2 separate regions of the Homo sapiens genome follow, and region 1 is linked to region 2. Evidence: chromatin contacts called from ENCODE Hi-C or POLR2A ChIA-PET data. All regions are on one chromosome and are shown on one strand. The core of a region is the stretch at or near the end of the contact, and the rest is flanking DNA. Distances in the headings are between cores, read along the strand shown.

The links. Hi-C counts contacts between places; a loop is a spot of excess contacts on that map. ChIA-PET counts read pairs that join two places held with the same protein, here RNA polymerase II (POLR2A). Pooled maps may share reads with other maps.
Region 1: a loop to region 2 is called in a map of PC-9, with 5 times the contacts of the local background. The contact joins the enhancer-like site here to the promoter of AKR1B15 in region 2. A Hi-C loop is called at or near these places in 6 of 168 maps with a recorded cell type or tissue (K562, PC-9, Right ventricle myocardium inferior and 3 more), 2 of 37 single-sample maps with no recorded cell type and 8 of 50 pooled maps. POLR2A ChIA-PET finds 5 or more read pairs at or near these places in 4 of 52 experiments (A673, MCF 10A, PC-9 and 1 more).

What each region holds. Positions count from the first base shown.
Region 1 is chr7:134,586,897-134,590,831 of GRCh38, forward strand. No RefSeq gene overlaps it. Among named protein-coding and RNA genes, the nearest start is that of AKR1B15, 40 kb to the left of the region's middle. Within about 2 kb of position 2,680, at least 6 of the 41 ENCODE cell types and tissues checked have a DNase peak (open chromatin) inside an H3K27ac peak, as active enhancers do; they include PC-9 and mammary epithelial cell, where a contact is called at or near this core.
Region 2 is chr7:134,547,502-134,551,541 of GRCh38, forward strand. AKR1B15 (aldo-keto reductase family 1 member B15) reads left to right here and starts at 1,609. Exons shown (of 12, transcript NM_001080538.3): 1 at 1,609-1,748. It overlaps LOC105375520 (a long non-coding RNA gene), which reads right to left. Exons shown (of 3, transcript XR_928005.3): 3 at 1-4,040. RefSeq lists an enhancer at 1,620-1,679.

The sequences.
Region 1 (3,935 bases), core at 1,430-3,929, 40 kb after region 2:
GCCTTAGAACTCATAACCCAGTACTTTAACAACTGGAACTGGGTCTACAACAACATAATAGATCAGAATGAAAACAGATTGAGTAAATGACAGGGAGGCACATATTCCTATAGTGGCAAATGCGGGCAATAAGCAAACATCCTTCCACTGTGTTTCCAAAATCCATCTACAAAGACAGAGAAGAGAGAGACAGAGAGGAGAGAGAGAGAGAGAGAGAGAGACAGAGTGGGGGGGGAAGAAGCAGAGAGAGAGGGGGAAAGAAGCAGACAGACAAAGAGGGAGTCAAAGACAGAAAGAAAGAGAACAATAGAAGTAGTAAAGAAAAAAACCGTGTACCCTATTCCTTTAAAAGCCTGGGTAAATTTAAAACGTATAATTGATAATTGAAGGTCTTCTCCGTGACCCTATAACACATTGCAATACCACCTAATTTTCAGTGCAAACAAGGGCATAGCCTGAAAACACTGAGACCACTGACAACCTATAATGTTCCTATCAAAAATCCTTAACCCAGTAACCCGCGGATGGCCCAAATGCATTCAGTTGGTAGCAGCAACTGCTTTGCTAAAAGTAGAAAAATAACCTTTAGAGGAAACCTCATTGTGAGCACACCTCACCAGTTCAGAGCTATCCTAAGTCAAAAAAAGCAAAAAGGTAGCTTACTAACTCAAAAATCTTAAAGTATGGGGCTATTCTGTTAGAAGAAGGTGATTTAACATTAACCACTGAAAATTCCCTTAACCCAGTAGGTTTCCTAACAGGGGATTTAAATTTTAATTACCATACAAAGGTCCAATGAGACCTAGGAGGAACTCCCTTCAGGATAGGACGATAGATGGTTCCTCCTGGCTGATTGAGAAAAAAATCACAATGGGTATTCAGTAAATTATAGGGAGACTCTTCTGGAAGCAGAGTTAGGATAATTGCCCTATAACTGGTCTGCTCAGCCATGCGAGCTGTTTGCATTCAGCCAAGCCTTAAAGTACTTACAGAATCAAAACTCTATCTCAATCCTGACTCAAAAGGTTACTACACCCTGTCTGAAATGAATTTGCATAAGAACAGTTGTTTATGGGAATGCATCTGATGGGGCAGCTGGATTGTTATGAAATACTCAGGAACCCAGCCCAGCTCTAGGACTCACCCCTGAGCACAAAGGCAATATTGGGCACGCTGGTAAAGGACTACTAGAATCCAGCAGCCTGGACCCCTTTCTTTGTAAGGTCAAGAAAGGTGGGAAAACAGGTGCAGGACTGCCTCATTGGTGAGCGTAACTAATCCAATAAGCAGAGGTCCATGGGTGGTTACGCACCCTGGAAAGGTGCTGAGACCAGCTCGGTCATGGAGACCCTAACCCAGCAGCACTAGAGGAATTAAAGACACACACACAGAAATATAGAGTGTGGAGTGGGAAATCAGGGGTCTCACAGCCTTCAGAGCTGAGAGCCTCAAACAGAGATTTACCCACATATTTATTGACAGCCAGCCAGAGATAAGCATTGTTTCTATAGTTTATAGAATAACTAAAAGTATTCCTTACGGGAAACAAAGGGATGGGCCAAAATAAAGGGATGGGCTCTGGCTAGTTATCTACAGCAGGAACATGTCCTAAGGCACAGATCGCTCATGCTATTGTTTGTGGTTTAAGAACACCTTACGTGGTTTTCTGCCCTGGGCGGGCCAGGTGTTCTTTACCCTCATTCCGGTAAACCCACAGCCTTCAGTGTGGGCACCATGGCCATCATAAACATGTCACAGTACTGCAGAGATTTTGTTTATGGCCAGTTTTGGGGCCAGTTTATAGCCAGATTTGGGGGCCTCTTCCCAACAGAAAGGAATAAGCATTAGGACCATAGAGGATGCTCTAGGACTAATGCTCATTGGAAAATGACTAGGGGTGCTGGCATCCCTAAGTTCTTTTTTCAGAAATGTTCCCCGCAAGGCAAAAATGCCCCTAAGATGTATTCTGGATGATTTGGCCTAGTCAGAGTGTATGTACTTTTTTCCCTCTCAGACTTGAAGCAAATTAAAATAGACCTAGGTAAATTCTCAGATAACCCTGATGGCTATATTGATGTCTTACAAGGGTTAGGACAATTCTTTGATCTCACATGGAGAGATATAATGTTACTGCTAGATCAGACACTAACCCCAAATGAGAGAAGTGCTGCCATAACTGCAGCGCAAGAGTTTGGCAATCTCTGGTTTCTCAGTCAGGTCAATGATAGGATGACAACAGAGGAAAGAGAACAATTCCCCACAGGCCACCAGGCAGTTCCCAGTGTAGACCCTCATTGGGATGCAGAATAAGAACATGGAGAATGTTGCCACAGACATTTGCTAACTTGCGTGCTAGAAGGATTAAGGAAAACTAGGAAGAGGCCTGTGAATTATTCAATGAGGTCCACTATAACACAGGAAAAGGAAGAAAATCCTACTGCCTTTCTGGAGAGACTATCGGAGGCACTGAGGAAGCATACCTCTCTGTCACCTGACTCTATTGAAGGCCAACTAATCTTAAAGGATAAGTTTATCACTCAGTCAGCTGCAGACATTAGAAAAGACTTCAAAAGTCTGCCTTAGGCCCAGAGCAAAACTAAGAAACCCTATTGAACTTGGCAACCTCGGTTTTTTATAATAGAGATCAGGAGGAGCAGGCAGAACTGGACAAACAGGATAAGAAAAAGGCCACCACTTTAGTCATGGCCCTCAGGCAAGCAGACCTTGGAGGCTCTGGAACAGGGAAAGGCTGGGCAAATTGAATGCTTAATGGGGCTTGCTTCCAGTGAGGCTTACAATTACACTTTAAATAAGATTGTCTGAATAGAAATAAGCCATCCCCTTGTCCATGTCTGAATAGAAATAAGCCACCCCCTTGTCCATGCCCCTTATATCTAGGGAGTCACTGGAAGGCTCACTGCCCCAGGGGATGAAGATCCTCTGAATCAGAAGCCACTAACCAGATGATCCAGCAGCAGGACGACTGAGGGTGGCTGGGGCAAGTGCCAGCCCATGACATCACTCTCATAGAGACCCGGGTATGCTTGATCATTGAAGGCCAGGAGGTTAACTGTCCCCTGGACACTGGCACAGCCTTCTCAGTCTTACTCTTCTGTCCTGGACAACTGTCCTCCAGTTCTGTCACTGTCCGAGGGGTCCTAGGACAGGCAGTCACTAGATACTTCTCCCAGCCACTAGGCTGTGACTGGGGAACTTTACTCTTTTCACATGGCTTTCTAATTATGCCTGAAAGCCCCATTCCTTTGTTAGGGAGAGACATCCTAGCAAAAGTAGGGGCCATTATACACTAGAATTAGGAGAAGAAAAAAGGGTGAACATATATACAGACTCTGAGTATGCTTACCTAGTCCTCCATGCCCACGCAGTAATATGGAGAGAAAGGGAATTCCTAACTTCCAAGGGAACACCTATCAAACATCAGGAAGCCATTAGGAGATTATTATTGGCTGTACAGAAACCTAAAGAGGTGGCAGTCTTTCACTGCTGGGGTCATCAGAAAGGAAAGGAAAGGGAAATAGAAGGGAACTGCCAAGTGGATATTGAAGCCAAAAGAGCTGCAAGGTGGGACCCTCCATTAGAAATGCTTACAGAAGGACCCCTAGTATGGGGTAATCCCCTCCAGGAAACCAAGCCCCAGTACTCAGCAGAAGAAATAGAAGGGGGAACCTCACAAGGACATAGTTTCCTCCCCTCAGGATGTCTAGCCACTGAAGAAGGAAAAATACTTTTGCCTGCAGCTAACCAATGTGAATTACTTAAAACCCTTCACCAGACCTTTCACTTAGGCATTGATAGCACCCATCAGATGGCCATATCATTATTTACTGGACCAGGCCTTTTCAAAACTATCAAGCAGATAGTCAGGGCCTGTGAAATGTGCCAAAGAAACAATCCCCTGCCTTATCGCCAAGCTC
Region 2 (4,040 bases), core at 359-2,858:
ATCGATTACGCCCTCTGCTGGCGGCAGGGACCAGTTCTCCTTTACCCTTTAGACTCTGGAGGGAGAAAATCAGAAACCAACCTTTCTAAAAAGGAAAGAGTTCCCATGCCTAGACAACCCATACCTACCAAGACATGGGATCCTCTAAATCACCTTCCTTCCTTCAGCGCCCCCAATCCTGCCCCTTTGGTTCCCCTCTCAGGTCCCTCCGGCTGTGGTTTCAGGTTACTCCCCAGCTGTTTCAGGCCACGCCCCAGCCTGTGCTGTCCCTTCAGCTGAGGTTTCAAGTTACTCCCCAGCCGCTTCAGGCCACAACCCACCAAGTTAAAACTATATTAAATCAAAACGCAAGGAGGGAGATTACCAACTCAAAAATTTTAAAATATGAGGCTATCTTTCTGGGAAAAAGGTGATTTAATATTAAGTACTAATAATTCACTTTATTCAGCAGGCTCTTTAACGGGGGATCCAAACGTAAAACGAGAGAGCACGCGTGTTTAAATCGAATTAATTACCATACGAAAGTTCAACCAGACTTAGGAAAAACTCCCTTCAAGACAGGGTGGCACTTATTCATAGATGGAACCTCCCAGGTGATTAAAAGAAAGAGACATAATAGGTATTCAGTGATTAATGGAAAGACTGTTAAAAAAGTAAAATCAGGAAGGGGGTCTAATAATTGGTCTGTCCAAGGGTGTGAACTGTTTGCACTCAGCCAAGCTTTAGGACATTTACAAAACCAAGAAAATCTATCTATACTGACTCTAAGTATCCCTCTGGGGAGGCACACACATTTGGGAAAATTTGGATGGAGAGGGCTCTTATCAATAGTAGAGGCCAAGATTTAGTTCATAGAGAACTGATGCTCGTGTCCTCAACAATCTCCAATTGCCAGAAGAGATAGCTATTGTACATGTCCCAGGGCACCAAAACGACTCGCCTTTCACAAGTCCAGGAAATAATCTTGCAGATCAAATTGTGATACCCTATCTTGTTTTATCCTGATTGACTCTTTCTTAGCTGAGAGAGTCAATAGCTTGGGAGACTCAATTGAGAGTCAATATCGAGAGAGTCAATAGCTGAGAGAGTCTTAGCTTGGTTTCTTCGCTTGCAGCCCCTTGTCCCCCTCCTTAAGGACATAACTGGTGCAAGCTGACTCCAAGCACATCCAAGAATGCGCTTATTGATAAGATACTGAGGCAAGCTGTACCAGCAGCTCCTGGGAGCACACTTGGTTGGTGGTATCCAAAGCCCCTGCTTTTATCACTTTGGGATACTTTAAGCCCCTGCACCTGGAACTGTTTATTTTCCTGTAACTGTTTCTGTAACCATTTATCTTTTAATTTTTTCCTGTTCTGCTTCTGTAAAAAATTGCTTCAGCTAGACTCCCCCTCCCCTCTTTAGGCCAAGGTATAAAAAGAACTCTAGCCTCTTCTTCCGGACCGAGAGAATTTCAAGCTCTAGCTCTTTCTCAGTCGCCAGCAATAAAGGACTCCTGAATTAGTCTCAGAGTGTGGCATTCTCTCTATGACTTGCTCGGTTACGACATTTGGAAGCCCCAGAGAGATTCGCCACCGGGTGAAGACCTGACTCATTCCGGGCTTCCCCAGACAGACAGCTGGCTTACAGGGCCACCTGAAGACGTTCCAGGGCTCCACAGGCCACTGTCTTCTGGAGGGGAACGGATCGACTGCCGGTGCGCCCAGCCAAATTCAACTCCTGAGTCCTCAGTCTCTAGTCCCGGGAAGGTAAGTCAGATCTGACTCTGTCTCTCTGGGAGGGAAACGGCCCTGACGAAGGTCCTCCCTCAGACTCTGTCCATGCTCCAGGACACTGGAGGACAGAGTCCTGGTTTCTGTCAGGATTCTCTGTTAAGTCTAGTCTCTCTCTCTCTCTATCTCTTCTCCCTCTCTCATTCAGGTCTCCGGGAGATCTCTGTTTTAGAATGGGTATAAAAATTGTAATAAACTCTGAGTGAGTGAGTGAGTGAGTGAATGTGGAGTTCAAGGGCTTGCGCTTGAATTTCCAGTTTGTAGCTCCAGGGTGAAAGCTAGGGAATTCGAGAAGGCCCTCACCTGTGGTTCCGTGGTGACCTCATAAGGCTTAGGGCGGCATCAGGCATAGCTCGATCCAAGCCAGGGGTTTATACCAGCCTGCCAATGCCAAGAGGAGCCTAAGTCCCCGAAAGGGGAGCAGCCAGGAGGGCATCTGACTGATCCCATCACGGGACCCCCTCCCCTTGTCTGTCTATAAAAATTGCCATGCTTGTTTATATACCCCAGTGCCTATTGTCCTGTTTAGTGTCTGTCTAAATTTCATATGTCGGATCGTCGATACTGCCCAAAATGACTGGGCAAGGACTTCTTCAAGGTCCTTAGTACAGATTTTCTATCCCAGGAGGTCAAATTCCTCATTAGTCGGTTGGGCTGGCCATCCCAGTCCTGCCTTTCCTGTCAGAAACAAATTAGGTGTTGTTATGGGGAAGGGTGTGGAAGACATTCACCCGTTTAGGATTTCTGGCACCATAAAGATTGCTGGCGTTTGGATTGCCATACCCCACGCCCCAACGACTGGTCCACCTTCTCCTTAGACCAGTGGTGGATCCAAAATAGCCACCCTGCTGACCTCCTTACTCACCTTTTCTGTCATCCCATAACTTTTCCCATGCCCTTAAATAAGGCACTGTGCAGAGAAACCTACACCCATACTGCTCTACTCTGTCTGGACTCTTATTTTACCTCTTTTGGCTACTCTCCAACCTTTAGGGAAATCCAAGTGGCCCCTTTCCTCCTCATCCCCATCCCTTACCCTGCACATCTCATTTTCCTGTGTTGCAGCAAGTCCAGCGTCTCTAAGACTTGGCTGTGTTCTCCCTCCTTAAACCCGTGAAGGAAAGGACCGAGTTTGAACATTTTGCTTTCGAGTCGTGGAGACACCAAAGTTATTTGGGATATAAGTCAAGAAGGGGGGGTCACCTAAGTCCCACTGGCTGAGGATCCCTTGGACCCACCTCTTATCCTCTCCATAGATCTCGAAGCTTGAGGAGACAGACCTTATGTGGCAAGAAATATTGGCTATAGTTGTTTTCCTACTTCTTCTAGCTATAATACTTCTGTTCTTCTGATACCATAGCCTCCCAGGCCGTGAATATCTTTGTCCATGCTGGGTTTAATATTTTTGTTCAAACCTTGTTAATTGCCTCCAGAATAGTAAACTCTTCTTCCCGGCCCCATAAAGATTGGAGTCCTCTCCAGTGTATGTTGCAGAATTTCTCTCTAGGCTTCTCAGATGATTACGGGGTCCGCCTTAAAAAAGGCAAACTCTGGACACTCTGCGAAGTAGAATGGCCAAAGTTTGGAACTGGGTGGCCCCCAGACGGGTCACTACACTTCACAGCTGTTCAGGCTGTGTGGTGGGTCGTTGTTGGAACTCCCGGTCACCCCGATCAGTTTCCCTACATTGATCAATGGCTAGATTTAGTCCAGAGCTCTCCTTCATGGCTCCACTCGTGATAAAACTCTGTAGCCATTCGTGATCCTACCTCCAAGGTCCTTTTTAGCCAGACCTCACTTTTGCCTCCACCCTCAGCTCCCTCGATTCCTCCTGTACTGCCTCCTTCTGAAGAAGAGGAAAGTTTTCTTCACCCATTTCCACCACCCTATAACCCTCCTCCTCCCCCAGAATCTTCCCTTGTCTCCTCAACTACATCCTCTGTGGCCTCTCTGCCTATATCCTCCCAATTATGGCCTCAGCCGGAGGAGGTGGCCCCGCTCCTCCCACTGACAGAGGCCCAAATCCCTTTGGGCAGTGGGCGTTGTGCTCCATTTTTAGTTTATGTCCCCTTCTCTACTTCTGACCTGTACAACTGGAAGGCTCATAATCCCCCCTTTTCTGAAAAGCCCCAGGTCTTAACCTCACTGATGGAGTCTGTGCTCCAGACTCACCGGCCCACCTGGGATGAGTGTCAGCAACTCCTTTCATCCCTTTTCACCTCTGAAGAGAGGGACCATATCTGAAGAGAAGCCAGAAAGTATTTCCTT